2 separate regions of the Homo sapiens genome follow, and region 2 is linked to region 1. The links are chromatin loops, found by intact Hi-C in ENCODE. Cell type or tissue: ovary. All regions are shown on one strand.

Region 1 (4,000 bases):
GCAGGGGTCAGGCTGCCCTGGGATCGGGTAAAGAGTCTCAGAGCTTGGCCCCAAGCCTCTCTAGGGTAGCAGGGGCCCAGTCAGTCCAGCTTCACAGCCTGGCGCCTGCTGAGCTGACCCCCAGGCCACCGTCCCGGGCAGGTCCAGGCTCCGGCAGAACTCCCGCCTGGACAGGCCTCCCTTCTCACTTCTATTACTAAAGGGAAAAGCTCTTACCTCTTCTTCCTGAAGGTCATTTAGCTTTATGGACTCTGCCTCCTGTTCCTGTAAGACCAAAGAGGTTAAGTGAAGGCCGGGCTCCAAGGCAAGAGGAAAAAATGCACCGCTCCTCAGCGTGGCCCAACCTTGGCCTCCTGCAAGCCTCCGTCTGCGTGCTCGCCTTCCTGCACCTCCTGCATGCTGGCCTCCAAGTCGCTCTTCTCCCTCTCTGGGTCTTGTTTTCCACTCTCATGACCCAGCTTCCCAAGGGTGCTGAAGCTTTCCTTCTTGTCTTGTGCTAGGTTTTTCTGACTGCGGGAGGAGCAGGGAAAGTGGTTTGGAAGAGACGGCAGATAGCTGCGGGCAGCTCCTGGTCTCCTCTGGGTCTGTCTCCTTGGGCTTGAGGCTGGTGCCCCTGGGGTCTGGTGGGCACCTATGAGGTGCCCTGACCCAGCACAGAGTTCTGGCTCTGAAGGGCCCCACAGCCTGGCCCTCCTGGCTCCCTCTGCTGGCCCATCTTGCCTGGAAAACTTACCCTGTACAGCCAGGGTCTGGACTGGGATTACAGCCAACCTGGGCTTATTTTGGAAAGCAGGGTCTAACCTTGCTCAAAGAACCAAAATCTGATGAGAAGATGCAGCCACCCTGTCGCAGATCCACACTCCATGTGGATACCAAATGGGCCATGCTGGCCAGTAGGCTGGAGGGTCCACGGTTGGCCCTGCTGTTACTCGCACCAACCTCGTGACCCCTTCTGTGGTCTGCTATGGTGTGTGGCCAGGGGCAAGAGGAATGCAACAGGCAGTGAGGATGACAGGGGCTCCGCCACCATCTGCAATGGCGTTGACTTGGCCGAGGGTATTGACTGACTTGGCCAACGTGAGCAGACGCTTTCAGCTTTGCCACCCTAAAGGTGTGTGGTCTTCCCAGCTCAACTGCCCTCACCAAGGCCATCAGCTTCCCTGAGCTCTACGGAGTGGGAGGCTCCAGGCGCCGCACACATCCTGTCTAACACACGAACACTCACTCTCACCAACTGATTGCACCTTTGGCCGCTTCGGCGGCCGGACACCTTCCTTGGTCTCCACTCAACGGGAGCCATTTGTAAATAAGGGGGACTTGGCCCGTGCCTTGCCATGGTGCTGGTAAATCGACTTTGTTAGATCTGAGACAAATTTTTGAGGAATTCAATGACTTTTAAGTCTTCTTTGATGGCAGGAGGGTGAGTGGGTGGGAGAACCAGAGCTGGGTTAGAACGGGACGCGAGGTGCAGGGAGGCAAGAACTCGGCAGTACGAAGTGGGGATGTGCTGTCCAGGGCCCCACGCCCTCTCCCTAAAGGAGCACTCGAGTTGTTTACATCTAAGGTGGGCCCAGCAGTCCACTAGTGAGACGACGCCTCCTTCCCCAGAGGGCCATGGGGTGTCTACTGAGAGGGATGCAGCTGTGTGACCCTCAGGCCAGGGCCCGAGTCCTGAGGACACCACCCCGCTACAGGTGGGTCCTGTTCCCACGCTGAATTCCTCTCAAAATAAGGAGGATTTCCCAGCCCTCCCATCCAGGCCCTGCGCGGGGTCTTCGCAGGACCCAGGGCTCCCTCTGTCCCCTTCTAAGTGTCTACCTTGATGCCCGGGTACCACTCCCACACCCCACCCTCTCCTGTGTCCACCTCACTTTTCCCAGCTCCACCTTCACAAAGGCCAGCGTCGGACAGGCTGCTTACCAGCTGGCATCTTCCGCGTTACTGCTTGGGTCTTTCCCTTGATCTTCGGACTCTGGGGAGGAAGGACAGAGCCGTCAGCACCATTACACCGCAGCTACCGGAGCTCAGGACCTGCCCCAAGCCGCCCACAGCCACCCACAGCAGAGCTCAACTCTCAGCCATGGCTACAGCTAACTTGAGTTTCTCCCCGACCTGTGCCCATGCCCGGCCCTCCGGTATTTGCTATCGGCACTTTCCACAGCCTGGTGCCAGGGCCTTGAGCCTGGCTCAGCCCCAGCAGCTCAGCCCACACCTGGGCTCCACCTTCTCCCTGCAGGACTCAGGGTGAGGCATGGCCAGCCGCCTTACAGTAAACACATGAGGCTCCGGGACCTCTTGAAACTCCTCTTTGTCCTAGCACAGCTGGCTGGAGGTAGCTGAGCGGGAGGGTGGGAGAAGCCCACAAGACCTGCCCATGCCGGCTACTACCCCCAACCCAGGCTTCCTCTCACGGACAGGTGGGACTTGAAACCCCACTTGGCTTGTCCAGGAAAATCCACCAATCCCCAGGGTCTCTGGGCTCCCCGAGAGGCATTGCGGGATGTTTCTAGCAGTCTTTTTTCGGGACCACTTTATGTCTCGTGAGGATCTTTACCTTGATGTGACAGAGGACAGGGGCCCAGGAACATCAACTCGGGTGAGCGGTGCTCTGGTGCTCCCGGCAGGAACCCAAGCCTGGCTGTTGGCCACCGGCTTGCACCGAGCACACACTGCTCCCTGGCACACTTGGCTAAAGGTGTTGACTGACTTGGCCAACGTGAAACATTCCATTCTAGTTAAACACTGAGTTCTCCGTTCCCAGGAGCTTGCAAACCAGCACAGCCTTGTGAGGAAGTCATGTGGCAGAGGATTCTCCAAGCCCTAGGTGCTCAGGAGAGCCTTGGAGTGAGCGGATTCCAGATCCCACAGGGCCTCCAGCCGCATCGGAGCCGGGAATGTTTGCGGAGACCCTGGCTTCCCGCAGCTACTCCCTCTTCCCACAACACCCCCTTGGCCCGGGATTCAAATACAACAGGGATGATTCCAAAGCTTTAAATGATGCTTGTGATGGAAGAGACCAGACCTCCTCCCAGAGCTCGGCAGAGTCACATGGGCCACTCCAGGCAGGTCACTCAGCTCAGCCCACAGGCCCAAGGGGCAGCTGGGGAATGGGGCTCTTCCAGGGAAATGAGACCAATGGCCGACCACGAGGGGCTGCCCCCAACAGAGAAGCCACGAGTGGGGCCCAGAGGTGGAGCGCAGAGCCTTTGCAGAATCAACAGGCGTCCAGGGTGCATGTGGGCTCAAGGCAGGGCCTCAGTGGGTCTGGAACCCAGCGGATTCTCACTGTGCTCTTGCCGGCCTCTCTGGGCTGCCCTCCGTGAGCGCTGGTCTCCTGTGCTCCGCATGGCCCAGGCCCAGACACACCCCACTGGTGCCCCCGTGAAGTCGGCCACCCCACGTCTCCCGCATCCCGGAGGCCTCCCTGTGAAGTGGACGCGGCGTCTCACACATCCGGGCACCTGTGGGTGCACGTGGCACTGGGCATGTCATGGAGCCCACCAAGTCTGCGAGGGGTGAGGAGCTGAGTCCCTGCAGAAACCAAGGCCACGTCGGACTCTACCAGTGGTCAGCAAGGCCCGGCCCTTCTCCTCGGGTCACAGGGCTGGAAATGCCTCCTGCTCTTCTCCGGCAGAATCTCAGTTGTCTGGGGGCAGCCACAAAGCTCCAGGGAGGATGCGCTCCTGGGCCGTGGTCTCGAACCCTGAGGGTGCTGGTGCCTGGGGGAGGCTGTGCAGGGTGGACATCTTTGCCAGACAGGACAAGCGGCCACACAGAAGCCCGGCCTCCCTGCTGCGGCACCTCCCATCGTGCAGTTTTGGGCAAATCCAGCAGGTGTTGAGGGAAATGTCAGCCACAATGGGGCTCAATCCCTCCCTCCATCCGACCCCGGCCTCTAAGTCCGCACTGTGGTGGCATCGGGCGGCATTATTGGAGATCCACTCCCCGCCCCAACTTAAATTCCCGCTAAGCAGCCTTGGCGTAACTTATTCTTTTGAGA
Region 2 (4,000 bases), 47 kb after region 1:
CCCTGCACAGCGCTATGGCAGTTTCTCAGCAACATGAGGGTGTTCAGGGCACTCACCCTGGAAGCGCTTGGCCGCCGCCTCCCGGAGGGAGAAGAAGATGTCACACATGACGGTCGGGCAGCTCACCCCAGACTCAGTGATGGCGTGGAAGACGCGGTCCACATACTGCCGTAGGTTCTCCTGCAACGGGACACGGCACTGGGACCCACTCCCGAGGCTGCCCACAGGTGCGTGTAGCACCAGGGCACGCCCAGGGAGGGGCGCGTGGGGAGGGGCTGAGGGCGGGCGCAGGGCAGCTGCGGCAGTGAGACACGTGTGAACAGCCACTCCCTGGAAATCTGTGCTGGGAGCTGTGGCAATTCACGCGTGAAAATCACTACACAGGCACCACGTCGGCTCCCCGGCTCGGCCCCGACCTCGTTTACTGAGTGGGGAATGGACGTTCACTAGAATGTGCCTGCCCAAGGCAAAGAGCTCTGTCATTTACATACAGAAATGACGAAACAGCACGCTCTGCAAGAAGTATCATGTGAAGTGACTAAAATGTTGGAGCAAGTTCAACATCAGGGAGTTTTGCTGTTTTAAAACGCAGTACACAGCTCTGGGGACAGCCTGGGGAGGCAGGGAGGCCATCCTGTCCTAGGAAAAGGGAGGGGCAGGAGCCATTGCCCAAGGGAAGGAGGAGCCGGGGCGGAGGCAGAGCTGGTCAGGATTGTCCAGGGGAGGCAGAGCAGGGTGTGCAGGGCAGACCCTCCGGGGGGGCAGAGCTGGGGCATGCAGACCGGATCACTCCAGGGGAGGAAGAGCTGGCCGGGACCCCCCAGGGGACGCAGAGCCCGGCACACAGGCCAGGCCAAAGGTGGTGGCTGAGGCCTCCCAGTAGTGCAGCCAGCGTACTGCAGCCGGGTGAGGCGGGTATCCCCACGCCTGGTCCTGCTCCCACCCCAACCGGGGTCACGGGGTGAGTCAGAGCTTCCAGGCAGCCATCGGCTGAAAAACCCCAAGCAGGTGACTGGCTTTGGTTGGTTCATGAACAAAACCTACCATGTTGTTTTCAAGGTTTTCTCCGTCTTTCAACTTCACAGGGTCGATTTCACAGGGTTTGTGGCTCTGGCATATCTGGGGAGAGGTTTAAGACAGGGCTCTGTGAGTGGGTTCTGGGGGCACAGGCAGGGAGGGTGGAAGGGGTCTCAGGCCTGGCTGAGATGTAGACCCTGAGCCTCATCCAGAAAATGCCACGACAGCTCCCCGAACCCGGCCACTGGCACGGAGGGGCACGGTGAGGCCGGACTGCAGGGCCACCGTGGGGTGGTGTCGTCCCGAGCCTCAGCTGCAAGGGGGCAACCCTGGGCCTGTGTCACTGGCTGCGGAGGGACAAGTGAGAGGTCAGGCGCAAACACTAGGCACGGGGCCCAGTCCATGGCCGCGATCAGACGAGCCGGGCTCTCTCAGGGAGCGATGTGCGCCCGCGATCAGACGAATCGGGCTTTCTCAGGAGTGATGTGCACCAGCCCACACGGACTAGGCCTCACAGGGCTTTAATAATATTTTTACTTCAAAATGCTGCCATGATTTTGCCCACAGAGCAAACCAGAATGCTATGTTCAATTTTCTCACATTTGCAAAGAACCTGTTTACAAACCCGCTCATAAACGGGGGGCACAGCCTGGCGGGCATCAGAGGGTCAGGTGAGGAGTGGGTGTGCGGGCATCAGAGGGTCGGGTGAGGACTGGGCGTGCAGCTCAAACATGCCACGCAGCCAGGGCCCAAACACAGGGGACTGCAGGACATGTGGAGAAAGAAGGTCTCCCTGGGAAGAGCCAGGCTTTTCTTGCATGTTCTCCTTTGTGGAGTGGTGGATTTTCTTATGTATAGTTTTAATTTGGGAGAATTTGGAAGGTTCTGGAGTACACAGGGAACATCCTCTTGATAAAAGTGAATGAATCAGCATCCCCGTGGCGAGGCCAGAGGGGCCGACATTCAAGCCCAGCTCGTGGTCTGGCTGGATCCCAGTGCAGTGCCCTCTGTTGGGGGAAATCCTCCCCACGCCTCGTGAGGCTGAGGACTCTCGGCCCCGTGCTCACCTCCTCGATGGCGGGCTTCAGGGTGACATGCAGGTAATGCATCCCCGCCAGCTTCATGGTCTCGTCGATGCACTTGGACGCCAGTGAGTTTCCTCGGAAGATGGTGTTGGGGTCCCTGGGAAATGGCGATGGGGACAGCGTTTGTCTCCTGGGGACGCGGAAGTGCAGACGGAGCAGAGCCTGGCCCCGAGCACCTGCCTGTGGGCTGTGAGGTCAGTGCACGCCCATCAGTCGGCTTCCTGACATTTTACAAGGAGCACAACCAGGCCAGGTGCTTGGAGGCCCTGGCCATGGAACCGTCCTGTGTCAACACTGCCAGAGGGAACCGTTCGGCTACCTGCGTGGCCACCAGCTCAGGAGGAGCCTGGCTGGCCTTCGCCCTCCCGCCCTCTCCCCTCTGCGGCCTCTGCCTGTGCAGAGAGTTGGGCACCAGACCCTGGCAGCATCCAAGGGCCAGCAGAGAAGCAAACCCTCCTGTCAGCTACAGTGGCTGCAGGTGCAGCCAGATGTTTCTAGAACAGGGCGTCCGGAAACAGCACTAGGCAGGTCCTGAGGGAAGCTGTGCTCCATTTTTGTGGGCTCCCAAAGTGCCCCAGGGAGGGGACCTGAGCTGTCCTCGAGCCCCAGGAGCCGTTTCCCCTCCCCACTCACTCACTCTACCCGGGATTTCAAAGGCAAATGGGACTTTCAAAAAAAAAAAAAAGAATCATTAACTGGGTCTGTGAAAGAAAACCTGAATCAACATGGTTTCTGGGGACCCTTGAATTCCCTCAAGCCCTGCCCCAGGACACGTGGTTCTCGGCGACGACCTTGCCATCCCTGTAGCGGGTCCAGGCCGCTCTCCCCCGGGGCAGGGTGGGCACTCACTGGGTCCGCTTCACCTCCGCGCTGGCGATGGCACTGATGAATGGCACCACCCTGCCATAGTGTAGGAAGAGCCGCACCAGCGGGACGGCCGCCTCCTGCTTCTCCCGGCAAACCTCGCCCAGGATGTGGGCCGCAGACGCTGACACGGGCTGCGGGGAGGGGTGAGGTCAGTGCCAGGGCCCGGGGTGCAGGAACCCCAGAGGCCTGTCCCCACCTTGGCTGGGGTCTCACTTCCAGCCACAATAGATACGGCTCTTTGCTGAGACAGAAACACACACATTCACAAAAACACCAAACTTCCCATTTGCTGCTGCTTGGCTGGACCCTTGGAGGGGCATCTGCACCTCCTTCTAGCGACCCCCCCATGCAGCCAGCTCTAGGGCCCCTGAGCCGGTAGAGGGACTCTGATGATGGGGTCCCCCTCGAACAACCCGGAGAGTCCTTAGCATCACCAGGCTCCCACGGCTCTAACTGTCGACGGACCAGTGCCCCCAGCAAAGGGGTCCAGGCATCTGGACGGGAAACAGGCCAGGCTGGGAGGCGTGGGAAAGGCCCCCTCAGGGAGAAGGTGCCCTCTGGGGTGGGCCCGGGTGTAGGGTGGGGCCCCAGGCAGGTGGCACCTCCTGCCCACACCCACAGGCCACGGCGTGGACAAGCACCTCCACATCCGCAGACTTCAACAGCAGGTCCCGCAGAGGGCTGTAATAGTCAGAAGAAAACACGTGGTCTTCCGTGTATACCACGTTCAGCCGCAGGGAGCCCAGGTCGTCTGGCTTTAGGCTCTTGCTACCATTGTCCCGGGGCTGGAGGAAGTACCTGGGTGGGAGGGACACATGGAGGGGAGGCATGAGGCTGCATCTGCCAAGGAGCAGCTCTCAGGGAAGCCCAGCTGCCTGCTTGAGGTCGACTGGTCAGGAGGGTGATCCTGTAGGACCCCTCAGAGTGCAGCCCCTGGGGACTCCCCACCGAAGACCCCCAGCAGGGCTGGTCACCGGGGATCCCCAGGAGGCAAGTGTTGGAGCCAAAGGCGCAGGAGTCAAGGGGGGAAA

Evidence for each region. Hi-C counts contacts between places; a loop is a spot of excess contacts. Peaks named below come from ENCODE experiments on the same cell type or tissue, not always from the same donor. Only the 100,000 strongest peaks of a DNase experiment are listed, where the experiment ranks them.
Region 2: a loop joins it to region 1, with 5 times the contacts of the local background. A loop is called at or near these places in 4 of 110 quality-filtered maps.

Annotation. Positions count from the first base shown.
Region 1 is chr13:113,968,251-113,972,250 of GRCh38, forward strand. C13orf46 (chromosome 13 open reading frame 46) reads right to left here. Exons shown (of 7, transcript NM_001365455.2): 2 at 1,921-1,972; 3 at 345-510; 4 at 217-264. Among named protein-coding and RNA genes, the nearest start is that of C13orf46, 3.8 kb to the right of the region's middle. In ovary, no CTCF peak of the experiment used is centred here; DNase peaks (open chromatin) are centred at 2,281 and 3,401.
Region 2 is chr13:114,015,153-114,019,152 of GRCh38, forward strand. RASA3 (RAS p21 protein activator 3) reads right to left here. Exons shown (of 24, transcript NM_007368.4): 10 at 3,611-3,767; 11 at 2,952-3,100; 12 at 2,085-2,199; 13 at 1,045-1,119; 14 at 57-180. Among named protein-coding and RNA genes, the nearest start is that of C13orf46, 43 kb to the left of the region's middle. In ovary, no CTCF peak of the experiment used is centred here; no DNase peak of the experiment used is centred here.